Linked DNA regions of Homo sapiens: region 2 is linked to region 1. Evidence: chromatin loops called from intact Hi-C (ENCODE). Cell type or tissue: OCI-LY7. All regions are shown on one strand. Links, peaks and the distances in the headings refer to the core of each region. The heading gives the core; the rest is flanking DNA.

Evidence for each region. Hi-C counts contacts between places; a loop is a spot of excess contacts. Peaks named below come from ENCODE experiments on the same cell type or tissue, not always from the same donor. Only the 100,000 strongest peaks of a DNase experiment are listed, where the experiment ranks them.
Region 2: it touches region 1 in a loop (5-fold over the local background); 3 of 110 quality-filtered maps call a loop at or near these places.

Annotation. Positions count from the first base shown.
Region 1 is chr4:100,102,164-100,111,217 of GRCh38, reverse strand. It overlaps LOC107986232 (a long non-coding RNA gene), which reads right to left and starts at 8,985. Exons shown (of 3, transcript XR_001741515.2): 1 at 8,540-8,985; 2 at 8,336-8,398; 3 at 6,756-7,406. In OCI-LY7, for the core only: no CTCF peak of the experiment used is centred there; a DNase peak (open chromatin) is centred at 4,057; H3K4me3 peaks cover 420 bases.
Region 2 is chr4:100,162,269-100,171,322 of GRCh38, reverse strand. No RefSeq gene overlaps it. Among named protein-coding and RNA genes, the nearest start is that of DDIT4L-AS1, 23 kb to the left of the region's middle. In OCI-LY7, for the core only: a CTCF peak has its summit at 3,662 (motif pointing right); DNase peaks (open chromatin) are centred at 4,792, 5,302 and 5,802; H3K4me3 peaks cover 964 bases; H3K27ac peaks cover 1,899 bases.

The DNA of each region.
Region 1 (9,054 bases), core at 768-8,767:
CCCAGCTAATTTTTGTATTTTTAGTACAGACGGAGTTTCACCATATTGGCCAGGCTGGTCTCAAACGTCTGACCTCCAGTGATCTGCTTGCCTTGGCCCCCCAAAGTGCTGGGATTACAGGTGTGAGTCACCGTGCCTGGCCTTAATTCTTTGTATAACTTCCCTCCTGAAATTTCTGTGTTTTCTTATGGCTTGATATTCTGGGTATGATTTTAACAGGCTATAAACTCAGATAGAAGAATTGATATCTTTTTTACTTCAAATTTAAAATTTTCAATAAATAGATTTATTTTCCTCATAAGCCTCAATTTTCCCCTGATGGCAGAAAACTTGATTCACTCATTTCTAGGTAATACTCAGACATATTCATTGATGTCTTGGTTTAATCAGGATCTTGGCAAATCTTAGTCTTTCAGGGTTTCTTCCTTCCTCCAGTCCTCCTCTGTGGTCCAAGGATGCCAAGGTCTTGGCCCTTGATTCTTGAAAAGTCTTTCCTGTCAAAGTGATTGCCTTTGCCATGCATTTGTGGGAACGTCTACTTGATAAATTCAAGTGTTAAGCCTTGAATCTTTTTCTTACTTTCTATTTCTGAGGTTAAAACCCCTACCCATGGATATGAACATAGAAGGCCCTCCCTGCTACCAAAATAGGGGGAAAGAAGAACAGGAAGTCTGGAGCAAAAATAAAACCTCAGTTACTATGTCAAAATATTATCTTACTATATAAGAACAGAAACCTTCTCAAATTAATTCGAGTTTAGAAAAAAAAAAAAAAGGAGAATACAGGGATTTCATGGATTTCAATCTCAAGAAGCAAGGCAAGCTGGCCTTCTTAGAATACGAACACCAGGAAACTCAAAGTCCTAGCTCTCTCTTCCCATCCCAGGACTTTATCATTTCTCTCATCTGCTTTTTTCTATGAGTTGGCTTCATTCTTCAGTCTCTCGATCTGCTTTCTTTGTTTAATTATCTTACATATGGCTCCAAAACAATGGCTCCAACAACTGTTCATGTGACTTTCCTGCTCAAGTCCTGTAGCTGGCTTCAGTTGTCTCTGGGTTTCTTAATACAAAACTATCACCAGAGAGAATCTGGCTGGTTGGGCTCATCTGTTACAGCCAGCCCTGACAGGCTGCTGAGCAGTCCGTGGCTTAATGGCCTTTGGGTCAGTTATCTATTTCTAGGCCAATCAGCTATTGCTGTAGCAGATGTCCTAAAACACATTGTTAATATTTTTTTTGATTATAGAAGAAAGGGTGTTAAAGACATTGCATGCTAAAAGTAAAAAGGAAAGTGAATTATTTGATCAAAAAACTGCTCTCATCCAAGACTTCAGAGGAAACTACCTTTGACTGCCCCAGTAGCCATTCTAGAAGTTTCCAAGAAATTTAATGGCAGCACGAAACTATTTATCCATATCATTTCCATCTGCCAGTGTTTTCTAGTGTTGGAATTTCTATTTACGGTAGGGTGGTATGTATGTAAACCTGTTTAATATTTTGTTACACAGCCCCTCTTAGAGATAAGGAGATGAATTTCCTTTACTTTTAGGTAATATTTTCTGTGCAAATATATTAGCTGGGTGTCCTGGAGGAGCTGTGAGACCTGTGAGTTGTCCTGATATATCACTGGAGGATAAGAGGGGAGACATCAAAGGTAGATATGCAGAGGGCAAGAGTATCTCAGTCTACTATAAAGTTTTATTTCATGTTGACTCAGCCTGAAAGAAAGGGCTCTCAAAGACTTTTCATGGTTGTATTTTGGACTTTTAGAAAAGTATATTTAACAGAGGTTTCTGTTATTCAGGAAGTAACTTAAAAGAAAGAATAACTGATTTATGTGAAGTGAAAAGAAAATAAGGTTTCTAGAAAAAGTTATCTCTAAATTTTTATGACTCCTTATTGAGTAGCATTTGTGATAAAAATTCTTTTTGTTGTTTTAAATGTAAACTTTGTGAGATTTGCACTTAATGAAGAAGATTCTCTAAATGAGGAAATTTCTCTAAAATTCCAACCAATTGCAAATAAAGCAGTAATAAGACTCAGGAAAGAGAGAAAGGAAATGAAATGAAATTAGATTCTGGTGAATTTTATCTTTGCTACTTTTTAAGGTAATTGAATTAACAGAGCTAACCAAGTGTGCAAATGGATTAAATCTCAAAACAGGGTTCTTCAAATGCTGGGTACACATTTTCTTATACTGGGACATCTGGGAATCTTCCAGAGTGGCTACACTTAAAATCTTGATGGCCAATTGTATCAGGACAGAAGGAGAAAAAGAAAAAGCTGTAGGGACAGACATATATTGGCTATAAGCAGTCAAATCATCTTCAACTTAAGTCTCATAATTTCACTAAAGTTACTTCCTATTTGTATGATTTCTTGACTATTCATTGAAATACCTAATGAGAACTGCCAAAATCAGAAAAGAAATGTAGTGGGCATGAAAAAAGCCATGGAAAACCTGAAAACCAAACACTGCCTTAAACATAAGAGCACATGCCAAGATCAGATGCAAAGTTGGTCAAGTTTGTTTTGGGGAAGGAAGCTGTTTGAACATATTTTCTGTGCTTTAGAATCAATTCTTTCCTTTTTTATCATTGCATTTCCCATCTGTAAAAATGATTATAGAAATATATTTGCAAGATGGCCACAATCTGCCATCTGCATATAATCTCTACATGTCGATAACATACACCAAAACTATGCAAGCCTTAAACAGAGTGACAACTCTATCATCTGTTAGAAAGCATGGTACTGCACAAGGATGTACCACTTGGAGTTGGAATGATGGTTCAAGTAAGTAGAGAAATTGAGCAAAATGAGACACCTGACTTTGTGATATAAAATATGCAGACATAGAAGTTGTACAATCTGGAATATTTTAAAACCTAATTGAGATTTGAGTCTGTGGTATCCTTGTTTGACAGGAAAATCTTTAATGTGTGTGCCTACGTTTCTATAAAGAAAACATTTACTGAAAAAGTAACCTTTTCCTTCCAAAAGAGGAAAAATTCTTTTTACTGTTTTAAATGTAAATATGATTGGCAGAGAAAATTAAATGAACAACAGCAAAAATTACAGTTAGCCACTCCATGGGAAGTGGTAGTTGCAGACACCGCCGGGTGATTCTTTTGCTACAAGGTAGCTTCTGGAAGGTAACCTGAGGTATAAGTAGAAGGATCTTTGTATTATTTTGCTTTATTTTGTTTTATTAATGGAAAAGTCTTCAATAAGTATTGTTTGCTAACACCATAAAGTCTACTTATCTTAAAAGAAAAATTCAGCTAAAAAATATTACATCTTTCTTTTCGGGTAGGAAAAGCAATCAAAACCCACAAGATTCTAAGAGGTCATAGGAGTATTAGCAAAGGAAATGCTAAGGTTGGTCATAAGTGGCACAAGCAGAAATAGTCTTTAAAACTAATGACACTTGAAATTTCACTGGTGACAAGCAGAATTCCATGGTCTGGGGAGGAGCAAGTTAGACTGGGGTCTAGGTGAATGGGTTTCACAGTGTGGTCCCCAAGCCAGAAACTAAAAATATGTATTATTAAACTATACTTATTATTGCTTAAATTTTATATGTAATTATCATGTTGTATCTAATTGTTTATGTAACTATTATGCTGAACAAATAGAATTCAAAAGCGTGGAAACTCCAAGTCTATTCTTTATCACAAATACCTGCTGCAAACCCTCTTACCTTTCTTCTTGTGCCTGGATAAGAACTTGAGTGGGTCACATAGTTTTTTCAGTTACTTTTAGACATAATAGCAGTCCCATTTAATGTAATACTCTTACTTCTGTTTGTTAGTTCAGACATATTTCAGGCAGAAATCTGCAGCAGGGAAGGGATTGGGATGTCTGGCCAACCTTCTTTGTTTCCATGGTACCAGTTCTTCCCTCAAGTCCCTTGCCACATTTCTAATTGTTTCACCCCATCCAACCTTTACCACAGTATCCCCACCCACTGGGGCAGGCTGGCAAGGAAGTGAAGACAAAAAAGAAACAAAGGTCTTGCTAGAGTAGTTCTGTTGTGGTCTAACGTTGGTGCTTTCTGACCACAGTGGATCACTAGAGCTGAACACTAAACTGCACCATTTCCTCAAGGGTGATACATCCTCCAACTAACCTTTCTGTATCCTCTACTTCCTACCTCCCTGCCCTAGTGTAGACCCATAGCTTCCTACTGCTTTGGTCTCCCATCCTGGCAGGCTTCCCTCTTGGGAAGGGTTTTTCACATAGCTTTCACCTGGCTGCCTTCTGTGGCAGCCACCTGGCCAGCAGGAGCTCATACATTCTTCCCACATCAATCCACGCTCCAGCACTGCCCACTGTCCTCACTCTGCCATCATAAGCAATTCCTGATATATCTGCCTTTCTTTTTTTTCAGTGCAAGTCAACCACCAGTCTCCTGTGTATCCTCAAAATTCCAGGAGACACATAGTAAGCTTGAATTCAGCCCCTTCAAAAGTATTCTCATTAGACTTGAGCTGAAAAGAAAGCACTTCCCTACCTACATCCCTGAAGGGAAGGGGAAGGAAAATGCCACAGGCCTCCGACAACTTTCCACAAAGATACTTCCTCATTCTCTTTCTTCAACCTCAACTCTTTTATATCCTTTAGGAAGGTGTTGGATTAAGGGCGCAGAACCCAGTTTTTCTATTTTCTTTGCAAATCCTGCATGAATAATTTTTAATTACTCTTTTGATGAGATGGTTGGATGGTTGGATGGTTGGAGGCCCTCATCCCAGTGTTTGTCCCTCACTCATTGTAAACTCTGGAAAGCATTTAGCTTCTTGAGCTTTACTTGTAAAATGGGCAATCCCATATGTCCAGCTTAAATTCAATACAGTAAATAAATAAAGAGATTGTTAAAACGTGAAGTGCAAAATTATATCATTTGCCTTATATATAAAATAAGGTGAATTCATAAGCAAAAAAAAAAATTGTCCAGGCATGGTGGCTCATGCATGTAATCTCAGCACTTTGGGAGGCCGAGGTAGGAGGATCACTTGAGCCCAGGAGTTCAAGACCATAATAATGCATCAACAATAAATCTAGACATCTCAGTGAGCACAGCTTTTCTGCATACATACAGATAGGAGATGTTTTTTAGACAAATCACTGCTGTTTAGAGGAAATTCATAAAGTTGGCACAAACAGAATAGCTCTCTGTCAGGTTAACTTGACATACACAGCCTTGGGGGTATATGACTTTGTGCATTGAACTTTCAAACAAACTGAACGTTGAAACAACAGCACCATTTTTTATATGCCTAATTAGGAATTTTGTATATCATCCAACGAGCAACTGTAAGCTTCCACTTGGGAAAGCTGCCTGCCTTCAATGGTTGTATTTGATAGTGCCATATCTTTGTATGTGCAACAGTGTTCCTTTGGGCAAATATTTATATATTTATTAAATGTTTCTCTCATAGTTATATATAAATTAGTGGGAAAAATTATCAAAACATGTTTGATTTTATAGAACTCCCATTCAAACTTGCTCAGAAGGAGGGGTTCAATACAAGGGCACAGAATTATCCTACAGTACACAAGTACCGAGGCCTATCCTCAGCAGCATCTGGAACTAAGAAATTTATCAGGATCCCATTCATTCAACAATTTATTCAGCAAATATTTATTGAATGCTTCTGACAAGCACTAAGAAATTGCAGTGAATGGGCCAGGCATGGTGGCTCTCATCTGTAATCCCAGCACTCTGGAAGCCCGAGCCGGTTGGGTCACTTGAGGTCAGGAGTTCAAGACCAGTCTGGTCAACATGGTGAAACCCCATCTCTATTAAAAATACAAAAATTAGCCTGTTGTGGTGGTGGGTGCCTGTAATCCCAGCTACTAAGGAGGCTGAGGCAGGAGATCACTTGAACCCAGGAGGCGGAGGTTGCAGTAAGCCAAGATCGCACCATTGCACTCCAGCCTGGGTGACAAGAGCGAAACTCCATCAAAAAAAAAAAAAAATCCAGAAAGAAATAAAGAAGACTTTGCATAATGCAATGAATGACACCCTTAACAACATCTTGATTAGAGAAGAAATTGCAGTAAGCAAGCCAGACAAGCACCCTTTCTTTGTAGAGCTTACATTCTAGTGAGAAAGACCATGGGAAAGAACAAATTAGAGCCATTGTGATTCAGGCTATGAGGGAAATAAACAGCATGAGGAGACTGAATATAACTGGGGAATTACCTTGTACAGTGAGTGGTCAGGCAAGGCCTCTCTGAGGAGAGGAGGTTAGAGCTGAGATGCAGGGAGAAGAATGAATCCCACATACAAAGAGCATATATACATATACACATATATACATATATACATATACACATATATACATATATACATATACACATATATACATATATACATATACACATATATACATATATACATATATACACATATATACATATATATACATATATACATATATATATTCCCCACCCCTATTTCTACTTCCCAGAGTTAGTCATTCTCAAAAATGTATATATATACACATACATATACATGTGTATATATATACATTTTTGAGAATGACTAACTCTGGGAAGTAGAAATAGGGGTGGGGAAATAGGAGATATTTTTTTCTCCACAACCTTCTACAGAGTTTAATTTTACAAACCAGTATATATTAACTTTATAATAAAATGTCTTTAAAACCACATTAAGGATGATAGACACATACTCTGACTCTCAGGGAATGACATCACAGAGGGGAACAACCCTGCTTTTGGTTGCTTAGAAGGAGACAGAATCTACAGCCTACTGGATAACTCTTCTGACCTACTCACAGTTTTTAGGCTCTGGAGGAAATGCTGTCATGACTGTCATTTTTCTGTCAAAATCCATCTAGGTGTCATAATTGGCAGAAGTGTCTGTCACTCCAGCTGTGTCCCTATGTACATAGATTGAAAATGATCACCTCCAGTGAAATATTGGCACAAATTTCAGCATCTCTCCTGCCACTCTGTAGAAGAACACAGTCTAAAAGTGAAACCTGTAGATGCCTATTATATGAAGCTTAGCATCAAAAGAAAGGTCACCAAGACAACTGACATTTTATTTTTTTCATATTTCTGGGGTCACATCTTCTTGACATCAGGATAATTGTTTGAAAACTGAGAAATCCAATGTGGTTTCCTACGTGGTGCCAAGTATCTCATATTGGCTTATTTTTTTTTCTGGATTGGTAAATATTTTGGTGAAATGTAGACACAACTGATCTGATAGTAACATTTGCTCCATGAAAGTACAAAATTTGATTTATTTTCATAACTTTCACATTAAGACAAGCACTGGAATATGAATCAGAAGACTACATTCCTGCCACTTACAAATTGTGCAACCTTGGGATAGGAGTATTCTTAAATCTCTGCTTAGTCTTCTCCACAGCTGCAAAGATGTGACAGTGAGCAAATAACAAGAAAGCTCTTTGAAAAGTAAAAAAGGGTTATAAAAATGAAAGCATTATTAAATAACCTCAGCTTGATTGAAAATTAAAAATAACATGTTATTTCTTTTGTATTATAATAATAATATCCTAAGTTAGACTTTAAGCTCTATAAAAAAGGTCAATACTGAACTGGCTCACCATTGCTATCTCCAAACCCAGCACAGTGTCTGACATATATAGGCTATATCAGTCAGGGATCAACCAGAAAAGCAGTACTACTATGACTAATGTAAAATAAAGTAGCTAGATCTTTCCTCTGCATCTGATGTGGGGCCTGAGATTGCAATATGCAAGCTGGAACACTAGTTGGGAAGAACAGCTGGATGCAAAGTGGGAGAGAGCAAGGATAGACTGGAACCAGTATCTGTCTCTCACTACCTCCAACCTCGACAACACAGGTAACCTGCAAGAGAAGCTAATCCCCATTGACATAGAGCTAGGAAACAGAATGTCCAGAGCAGACAATCCAGCAAGAACTGGAGAAGCTGCAGACCCAGGTGCTATCCACCTGGCCACCCAGGTAGGCCAAGCAGATCAGTGACAGCATGCACAGGTTGCCGTCATGACTGGCACCATGCACCAAATTTCAGAGCATGCAAAAATGGCTGTGCTTCTTTTCTGTTTCCCAAATCTTATGAAAATTTCTCTTGTGGACAACCCTTACCCTGAAACATACAGGAAAGTGAAGTCTGGAAAACATACTTCCAGTTTAGTGAAGCTGACATAATACAAAGCCACACATAGGCACTTAGTATGTTCTTCTTAAGTAAATATATTTCAATATACAAATATAAAATTTTAAAGTAAAAATGAATATGTATGAGATTTATATGGATATGTGGAAGAAGACACAATGTATAGTCATCACCAAGATTGGAGGCTGTCCACCTGAGGCAGGGCACCTGCTGCTCTGTTGTCCTGTTGGCATCTTCTGAAGTATGACCAGAGTGAAGAGTCATTATCAAAGGTGGTCATCCGTTGACAAAATAGAGACATAAGAACATTTGGTAAGTTTCAAAATACCCTCAAAACTAAAAGTAGAGGAGAAAATACAATGAGGTTTCCTACTTACCATCTCAGCAGGGGAGTCAGTCTACACAGGCCTGGGTGTAAAGCACTCTATCATTTCCCATGTCTTACAACTTCCCTCATGTTGTTAATTTTTTTCCTATTTTCCTGAGAACTTAAAATGAAAAACAATAGAATTTAGCTTTATTTGAGGTTCAGGAAAAAAAGGAAGCTTGGGAGCAATCAAGTAATCAACTTTTCATTCAATCTAATATCTTTTACTCTTCACTATCATTACATTATTTTTTAGACTTATATATAGTTCATGGAGATTTCCTTATTCCTTTAGGTCTTGACATAACTTTTCAATCCATGATGGGTAATCAATCAAGAAACCTAATTAAATACAAAATATAAAATAAATATATTCCATTAGCCCATAGAATAGGTCACCATCATAAATAAATTATGGGCTGGATGTGACAGTTTACACTTGTAATCCCAACAGTTTGGGAGATTGAAGTGGGAAGATCACTCGAGGCCAGGAATTCAAGAGCAACCTGGGAACCTTAGTGAGAC
Region 2 (9,054 bases), core at 266-8,265, 61 kb before region 1:
AGGATTTAGAATATTCCATAAAGTTAGTTGATAAAACAATGGCAGTGTTTGAGAGGATTGACTCCAATTTGGAAAGAAGTTCTACTATGAGTCAAATGCTATGAAACAGCATCACGTGCTACAGGAAATCCTTTTGTGAAAGGAGAAATCAGTTGATGTGGCAAACTTCATTGTTGTTTTATTTTCAGAAATTGCCACAGCCATGCCAACCTTCAGCAACCACCACCCTGATCAGTCAGCAACTACCAACATTGAGACAAGACCCTCCTCCACCACCAAAAAGATTACGACTCCCTGAAGGTTCAGATGATCATTAGCATATTTTAGCAATAAAGTATTTTTAAATTAAAGGGTGTACATTGTTTAAGAGACTGCACTATAATGCAAACATATCTTTTATGTGCACCGAGAAACCAAAACATTTCTGGGACTCTCTTTATTGCAATATTTGCTTTATTGTGGTAGTCTGGAATGATATCCACAATATCACCAAAATATGCTTGTATATAGGTTTTATTCTAAATATTGACTTAATTCTGGAAACTGGATGGAAGATTGCGACTTTTTATTGGAATGGCTGCCTCCAAGAAGGGACATAACTTTGGGTGAGGGTACTGCCTGCAGAAGGTCTCAGCTGAAAGTTGTCAGCCACCAAAACATCCAGTTTTTGAGTAGATGAGTGTCCTGGACCTGTATGGCACACAGTGGCATCCATTACAATTGCCACTCCTTTTAAGGTGAATGTAGAAAGGTGGAAATGAGAAATTAATGTCTGTTTGAAGTGATGGAAAGGAGTTAAGTCTGCAACATTTTAAATTCCAAATTATTAGGGCTCTTGTTGGTCTCAGCTCTGCATCAATCTCATTCGGGTAACTTACATCACAGTGTTCTCAGGTTTGTGTGGAACAATTCTGACATATCAAACATAAGTCTAACTAGCATAGCATGAATCTGTAAATAAACAAAGGAAGTGTTTGCCAGTGAAAAAGGCTTTGCTAGGGTCTCATGTATTTGTAGAGGCTGGAGAGAACAGCCAGGAAGTTTTGACCTGACTCACTGAAAATGACATAAGGATAACTCCCTAAATGGCAGTACCAGCTCTCCAAACTTTTGTATGCCCAAGACTCTCCACTTATGATCTTAGGTGTGATGAAAAACAACAGACAATGAGAAAACTGATTTTTAATAATCAGTCTACAAATGTAAAGGGTCCCAGTTGAAGTAGAGGCCCAAAATAACATATTATTGAGTATAGCACCACACCAGATGGCCTCTCCCAGATCGTGTGGGGGCGAAGAATACTTTATTTGCCTGAGTCACAGAATTACTGATGTGCACGATGGGAGCCAAAGTTCAAAGCTGCTCTTGATTGGAAGCCCTGAAAAGTATTGCTTTAGTTTTTCATAGTAATCAACTCAAATGGCTGCACTTTCAAATTCTTTCATCTAGCAACTTTTAAATCATTGCAAAGAGTGGAATTTTATTAGTTTAAAAATGATTTCTTTTTGCTTATTGACTGGTATATGTTGTGTTTGTCTTTAATAAGCAGAGGAAGTAACAGTAAATCCAGTTGAATGCTGATATAAACTGTGGGGTTTCTGGCCTCAGAGGTGTAAGTAGAAGAGCAATGAACAAGGTTGTTATGGAAAAAAAGTATTTCTGGAATCCAAGCATTGCCATTATAAGTTGGTTTATCTTTATTACTCTGAGTTTCCAGAGTATTACAACAAATTACACAGTTTACAACAAACCTTTTATGATAGTCTTGTAATGTGTCTTTTCTATACTTTAATTCAAGTAGGAAAAATAAACAAAACAAAGTTTCCTCTTTAAAAAATTCAGGACTAGACCAAGAAAGCAAGCAAAAAATGTGAAAACAAACAAGCAAACAAACAAAAACTATCTCTTCAACGTGCCTTTCTATGTAGTTGCGTTTAAAGCTTCTGTTAGTAAGCACTTTTCCCCCATCACCTTTATTTATTCTACTTCTCACCTGACCCCTATCTTCACAAGATTTGCACTTATTTATAAGGCAGTTTAAAAACTCATGTATCCTGTCTAAATCATTTAAATGAAAGCTTTTGTTATGTTATAATATTTGATAATATATGATAGGAAATATGAGCCAGTCCTTTACACAGGGTGGTTGGATTCAATGTTATCATGAGCAAATAAAATGAAGTCTGTGAATACTTGCCTTAGAAAGGACCTTTGCAAATAAAACTAGGCAGAGTGAAGCATCCTTGTACAGATCAGGACAATTTAGATCATAAAGTAGTAGAGCTGTAACTAATTAATAAAAACAAGGGGAGGGTATTAATTGAAAGCAATACTGTGTTGATGTAAAAATAAATGTAAAAAATATTAATGTTAAAAAAAAGCATGCCTATTCCCAACCAAGGTAGAGCAGAGTTTCCCTAATTTGTGTAACGTGGGAATCACCTGGGTCACAAATTAACAAATTTCCAGAGCTACCCCTGGGAGATTGTGAATCAGATCTGAGGTCAATTCTGTGTTTAACAAATCTCTCTGGGATTTGATGTGACTGGGCAAGTGAAGGAATTACCAGTGCTTCTGTTTATTCTAATACAACATTCCTAAGAAATCGTCCTTTCTGCCAAACTGCATTCTAAAAATAACAGCATTCACAGAAAAAATTATGATTAGAGTTAGTCACTCAAAACCGATATTGTAACCAGAGCACTAACAAAAATAATAACAGTCCTAACCGAGCAAACAAAAAGCTACAACCGTAAAGAAATGTTACAGTAGTAAATGTAGGATTTTACTATTAAAAGAAAAAGTGAAAGCTAAAAATGAAAGGGTGTGTAAGGAAGGATCTCCTTGTTGAATCATGAAAACAAGGACAAAAAGAAAAGGATAGGGAGAACCCAACAATATGCACTTTCAAGTACAACCAAATTGATCCTAGAGGAACCCCAGGAGGTGAATGGGCTCCATAGAGCATCTTCATCTGAGGCTTGCTGCCTCCCACTGTGTTCATGTAATTTACACTCAGTTTTGTGACTTGTAGGCAACTGTGGTGAAATTGCTTATGACCAGACCAAATTCCATGTCCTATTGATATCTTCCCCCTATTTAACAATAGCTTTTGAGGTAATGAGTGTTATAGAAACACAGGTTATAGAAGTAATGGACTAAGATTGGATATGTTCATAGCTGCAGCAATGTTAAGTTAAAGTAGCCTTTCTAAGAACATATTAAATAAGGATGAAGAGGCCTGAAATGTTCATACTTTCTAACCCAGTGACTTCCTTGCAAGCATCCAAGTGTTGCTACTGGCTGCACTGCCACTGCCCACGTGGGAAATTAATTGCCACTCTTCTGGCACATGAATTCCACACAGCCCTGCTTCTTCAATGCTCTATCCTTCAATTCAAGGCCTAGGATGGCCCACTTCATAAGAAGAAGTATCATTTGAACACTTACTTTGTACTAGACACTGTACTAGAATGTTGCTGGTTAATCTTCATAATCCAATAAGCAAGATATAATTTCTTCATTTTCCTGAGGGGTAAACCTCAAAGGCATACTTAACTTCTTCAAAGACTCACAGCCATTGATGAGGTTGTGGAATCCAAATGCAAACTTATATTGACTTGGGGTTCATGGCAGGGCCACACCAGCAGGAGGCATTAAATGCTGGAAAGGCAAAGCTAGTCAGATCAAGGCAAGGTTCAAATGTAGAGGGGACCAAACACAAACAGCAACTTCTAAAGTCAGGGTAGACTGTGACTGCAGAGGCCAGAGTTCAACACTGGATGAAGACAGGAGAAAGTGAGGCTGGGCAGCAATAAGCAATAAGATTTCCTTGGCCACTGCATGCACACCCAGGAGTGTTTGCGATTGTCCTTGTGGACTGGTATAGAGGTGGTATGAAGCACACAAGCAGGCTGGCTTAAGGCCAGATGTAGGGCAGAGAGTGGATCAGCGTCTCTATCCAAGTGGTTGTTTTTCACAGAGCATCTTCCTTCCTATAGTCTACCCTAGGTCCCTGGACTTCCACTACCATCTGAGACTCCGGAAGATGCACAAACCCAAAGCCAAATGCCTGGGTTGGAATCCCTGATTTATCGTTAACTGTGTAACCTTGGCAAAGTTTCTTGTCCTCAGTTCCCTTGTCTGTAAAAATAAGTTTAATACCTCAGAGTGATTGTGAGGATTAAATGATTTAATATACATCAAGCGCTTGGAACTGCGCACAGCACAAACTTAGTAGTCTTTACTACTTCTTTCTAAGCATGACCTTTCAGTCTAACAGATACAGGCCTAATAGGGCTTGGCTTTGTGTCCCTACCCAAATATCATCTTGAATTGTACCCCATAATTCCCATATGTTGTGGGAGGGAGCTGGGGGGAGATAATTGAATCATGGGGGGCAGCTTCCCCATACTGTTATAAGTGAATACTGTCATATAGTGAATAAGTCTCATGAGATCTGATGGTTTTATCAGGGGTTTCCGCTTTTGCATCTTCCTCATTTTCTCTTGCCACTGCCGCGTAAGAAGTGCCTTTCACCTCCTGCCATGATTCTGAGGCCTCCCCAGCCATGTGGAACCGTAAGTCCATTACACCTCTTTTTCTTCCCAGTCTCGGGTATGTCTTTATCAGCAGCGTGAAAATGGACTAAAACATGGCCACAAACACAGAGGGAATTAGCAACAGAGGATGTAATCTAAAGCTCATAAAGTCATCAAGAGGCTAAATTCTCTCCAAGTTCCCCGAACACCAGGTGTGGACACAACAGACTATTTTAGGATCCCACTCACCAAATACCCTGCAAGCCACACTCTCAAGGGTTCAAGGACTTGGCAGGAAGGAGTCCACAGGTGGTAGACCTTTAGAACTCTCCACCGGGTAGGCCAGAGATTGACAGATTCTCCAACAATACACTAGTCCTCTTGACTTTAATTTAAGGCAATATTCTAAAATGCATTACTAAAGTAATTGTTAGCACTTACATGGAAAAGAAGTGAAGACCAGGGGCCACCTTACATTTTTTTATCATTCTTTTATAACAGACTAACCTAATTTATTTCTTTGATTGTCTCCCTAGACCCTAAATTTAGGTCTAAAGAAATAGAATAACTGACTTCAAATATTTGAAACACTTGTGTGCATGAAGATTACATTCATTCAACATGACCCCAAAATCCAGGGAACCAAAGCTGCTGAAAAACAGATTTTTCTGTTTGATAATAATAATGAAACCTTTCTAACAGTCTAAACCACAGGGTTGCAAACTTCCTACCGGTGGGTTGAATTTAACCCTCATGCAATCTTTTGTTTGGCTTACAAATAGTCACAAGGCACTGCATGCTGCTGTGCAGCTGTACTTTCACAATCTGTGCAATTGTGCTCAGTGACCCAGAAATGTTCACATTATAATCCAAATTTCTCTCTTTTCTTCAGAAATCTAATGGTGTACAGCACAGCCAGCATTCCCTGATAGTATTGTGGATGGATATGTACATTCCAGTCACCTGGAATGTCACTAGTTTATATCACCTGTGCCTAGAAGGCATCTGAGTTAAAGTCTCAGATAATCTTCTTAATAGATGCAAAGAAAGACCTTCTTCCATCATTAAGATTCTCTGATTCTCTAATCCTCTAAGCCTAAATGTCATTCAACAATCTCTATTTTTGCTTTTAGTTGTTTATGAGGGTAACAGGCCTTGTGTGTTCTTTTCAGTAAGAATCTAGCACCATTCTCTGCTTTAAACGTATGTCTTATTTGGCAGCTCTTTGGCCAGCAGCTGCAATGCCCCTCCCTCTCAAATTTCAAAGTAACTTTAAGAATAAGGACAGGAAATGCAAGTGCTTCAAAAAGAGCTTTTTGATGCACTCCTGTGCTGATAAATGCATGTTGAAAAGTAAATTACTACAACGGCTATCTATTTTTAACTGACTTCCGTCATATTACTTCAATACATGCTCCAATTACATATATTGAATTTCCTGACGTTCAATGACACCAAAAATCTTTTCTTGCACTTTGGGGACTTTACTGATTTATATTCTTGAGAAAATAAAGATCACGAAAGAAAGAGAGTTTAATTAATGTGTTAGGGCTGACCATACTATTATCATTAATCAGAAAAAAACAGAATCACAGTAACATTGTTCAAAACAAAATGGTGATAAAAAACAAAAACAACAGCAAAAAGTAACCTAGTCAAAGTATGTGGGTATTAGGTAAAGAAAATAGTAAGCTTGTTTTTATGAAAGCTAAAACTGTTGACTACAACTTGGATATAACATGTGGGAGGTTATGTTTCTAAATATAATGTAAATTAATCCACTCGGTCACTAGATATTATGCAGTCTCACTGCCCTTAAAACTCAATAGGAGAATCCTCTTAATAAGAGGAAATAAGAAAATCCTCAGGGAACTACTCAGAAGAAATGTGATATTAGTTTGCTTTCATAAATGTGTCTGCTAAATATTATTAAAGAAAGCACTCATTTTTGTGATCACTATCCAATAAGAAAATATATAGTAAACTATAACTTTATGGAAAGCGAGCTACCTGATACTTTAAAAAGGAAAAAACCCAATTTTCTTGTTTAAAAATGTCTAGATACACCTAATACCAAAAGAAACCTATTTCTTTTATTTCTATTATTCAGGAAATAAAATTGTATTATACTGAAAACTTAGAAAACAAATATAGTTTGAGAGATTAATAGGATTTCCTGATTAAGAAAAAGGATGCACTACTTAGAAACATCTAAACATGTGATCCTTAAACATTTTCAGATCAATTTAACATGAGTAAATTCTGCAAAAATATTTCAAATATTTTTGGTTCGAAGGCATTGCTAACATAGTTAACCCTCTGTTAAGCTTAAACTATTCTAAATAAAATGAAGGAAACTTACAAATGACAACAACCTGACCTTTTTCCTCCACTTTCTTCCCAATAAATGTATACAAGAGCTGTTATCTGAGATCATAAAGAACTGTCTGTTTCCAGGGGCAAGGTGGTGCCTGGGGAGCAAAAGTTAGGGGCCTGAGTTTGGATAATTGAGTTAAAGTTTGCAATGCACAGAAATGAGTGAAAACATTACAGACAGAAGCCTAGACTGTGATTAGAATAATATGATGCTAGGAAAAGCATATCTTTGAAATCATACAGTCTTAAATCCTTATGCGGGTATTAACAAAATGATCTGCTTTTAGGTGAAAAAAAAAAACATGACAGTAAGGGACAAGATACATGGCTTGACAGTTGCATGAGAAAATACTTGTTAATCATGTCTGTTCCAGGTTCTTCATTCTGAGGCAATTATTAGCAGCTTATAGAGAGCAGTTAAGAGAGAAGAGGATGTTTAATTTAAAGTAAGGACCATCTTTTGACTATTTGGAAGACTTTCTTTTAAAAGATAAGATCATTTATATGATCTCTCTGAGAGTGATAGATTGTGCCAATTGGCACCTCGATCAAATGAACAAGCACTTTATAGCAATCAGAACTGCCTTATAATATTTTACAAGGAGATAAGCTGCTTCTCTCTGGAAAGAAAGTTTAAATGCCACCCAGCAGAGATGCTGTAATGGCATGACTGTGCTGGGCATTGAAGAACTCTCTTTGACTTTTCAGGGCCCCTCAACTTCTAACATTCAATTGGCTTTATAATTTTAAGTGTTGGCTTACAGAAGTCAAGGTAGTTCTCATTATTTTGCTTCTTCTCTTTATTCATAAAATGGTTTAAAAATGGTTTTGAAATCTGTTTTGTTGTTGTTGTTCTTACCTTTCTCCTTTTTATTATGTTAGAATTCTACTTGGGTCATTTTTTTCCATTGCCATCCTATCTAATCTATTATATTGGTACTCATAATGATAAGTTATTCTCCCTAAAACATGTACCTGCATCAGAAAATTTCACTGCACCCCTCCATTTCCATCATTATCTGAAAACCTAAGAGAAAATAAAACCACCAAATTCACCTATACAAAAGCAAATAAATTTTTATAAATGACAAATTGTTTACTACTTCAAACCAAAAAAAGATGAAATTATACTTTTTTAAAATTATTAGAATAATAATAGCTGAAGTACATAGCCCAAGCAGAGTGCCTTAGTGGAGCAAGGCCCTGGCTGGAAGTTTTGCCTTTTCTGCTTAATTTAGTCACTCAACAAACCTGCAGGGTGGAAATTACTATCCCCATTCCAAAAACAAGAAAACTGAAGTTCAGCTCTGTTAGATGACTTGCTAGAGGTCAAAGAGCTGTGAGAATTCCCCTTGAACTAATATTATGATTCTAAATTCTGTGTTTTTCAGGCCATACAGATTTCTTCCCCTTAGCAGAAGCAAAGTGGCATTTGGGACAGAAATTGTTTTTAAAACTTAAGGAAATAACAGTGAGCAGGACATTAAGTGAAAAGCTAAAAGGCTTTGAAATCACCTTTTGAAAAATTATAGTAGTAAGGGAAATTTAACATAATTGACTCCATTTTGCTTCTACCAGGCAAAATTGCTTTTGCCCACTCTTGTGCAGAGAACATAATAGCCCTTTCCTTGAACTGATCCATTCGTTTTTCAAAGATTGAAACTGTATTTGTGAAAACTAATAAAAAGCCACAAGATTAGAATAATGGCAGAAGCCTGAACTTTGTTAAAGAACATGCATGGTTAAACAATAACTATTCATTGCTTGCTTAGCTTGCTTTTCTATAGTTGCTTATTGCCCTAGAGTCATGTAACCGGAAGTCACAAGATTTGTTAACTTCCCCAACTGCTCCTATAAATAACATCACTATTGTTAGACCTAAAGGACTGGTCTTTGAGATCTTTCTCAGATTTAGCATTTTGGCATATTAAGAGACACAGACCTGTGACCCATACCAAGGAACTGACTCAACTGGTCCTGCAGCCCCTGGCCGGGAACTGACTCAGCTGTAGTTTCAATATCTCTGTGATTCCATCCCCAAACAATCAATTGTTTCAGTTCCCCAGTCCCCTGCCTGACAAAGTATCCTTAAAAGTTATTGCCTCTGAATTCTCAGGAAGGTGAATTTGAAAAATAT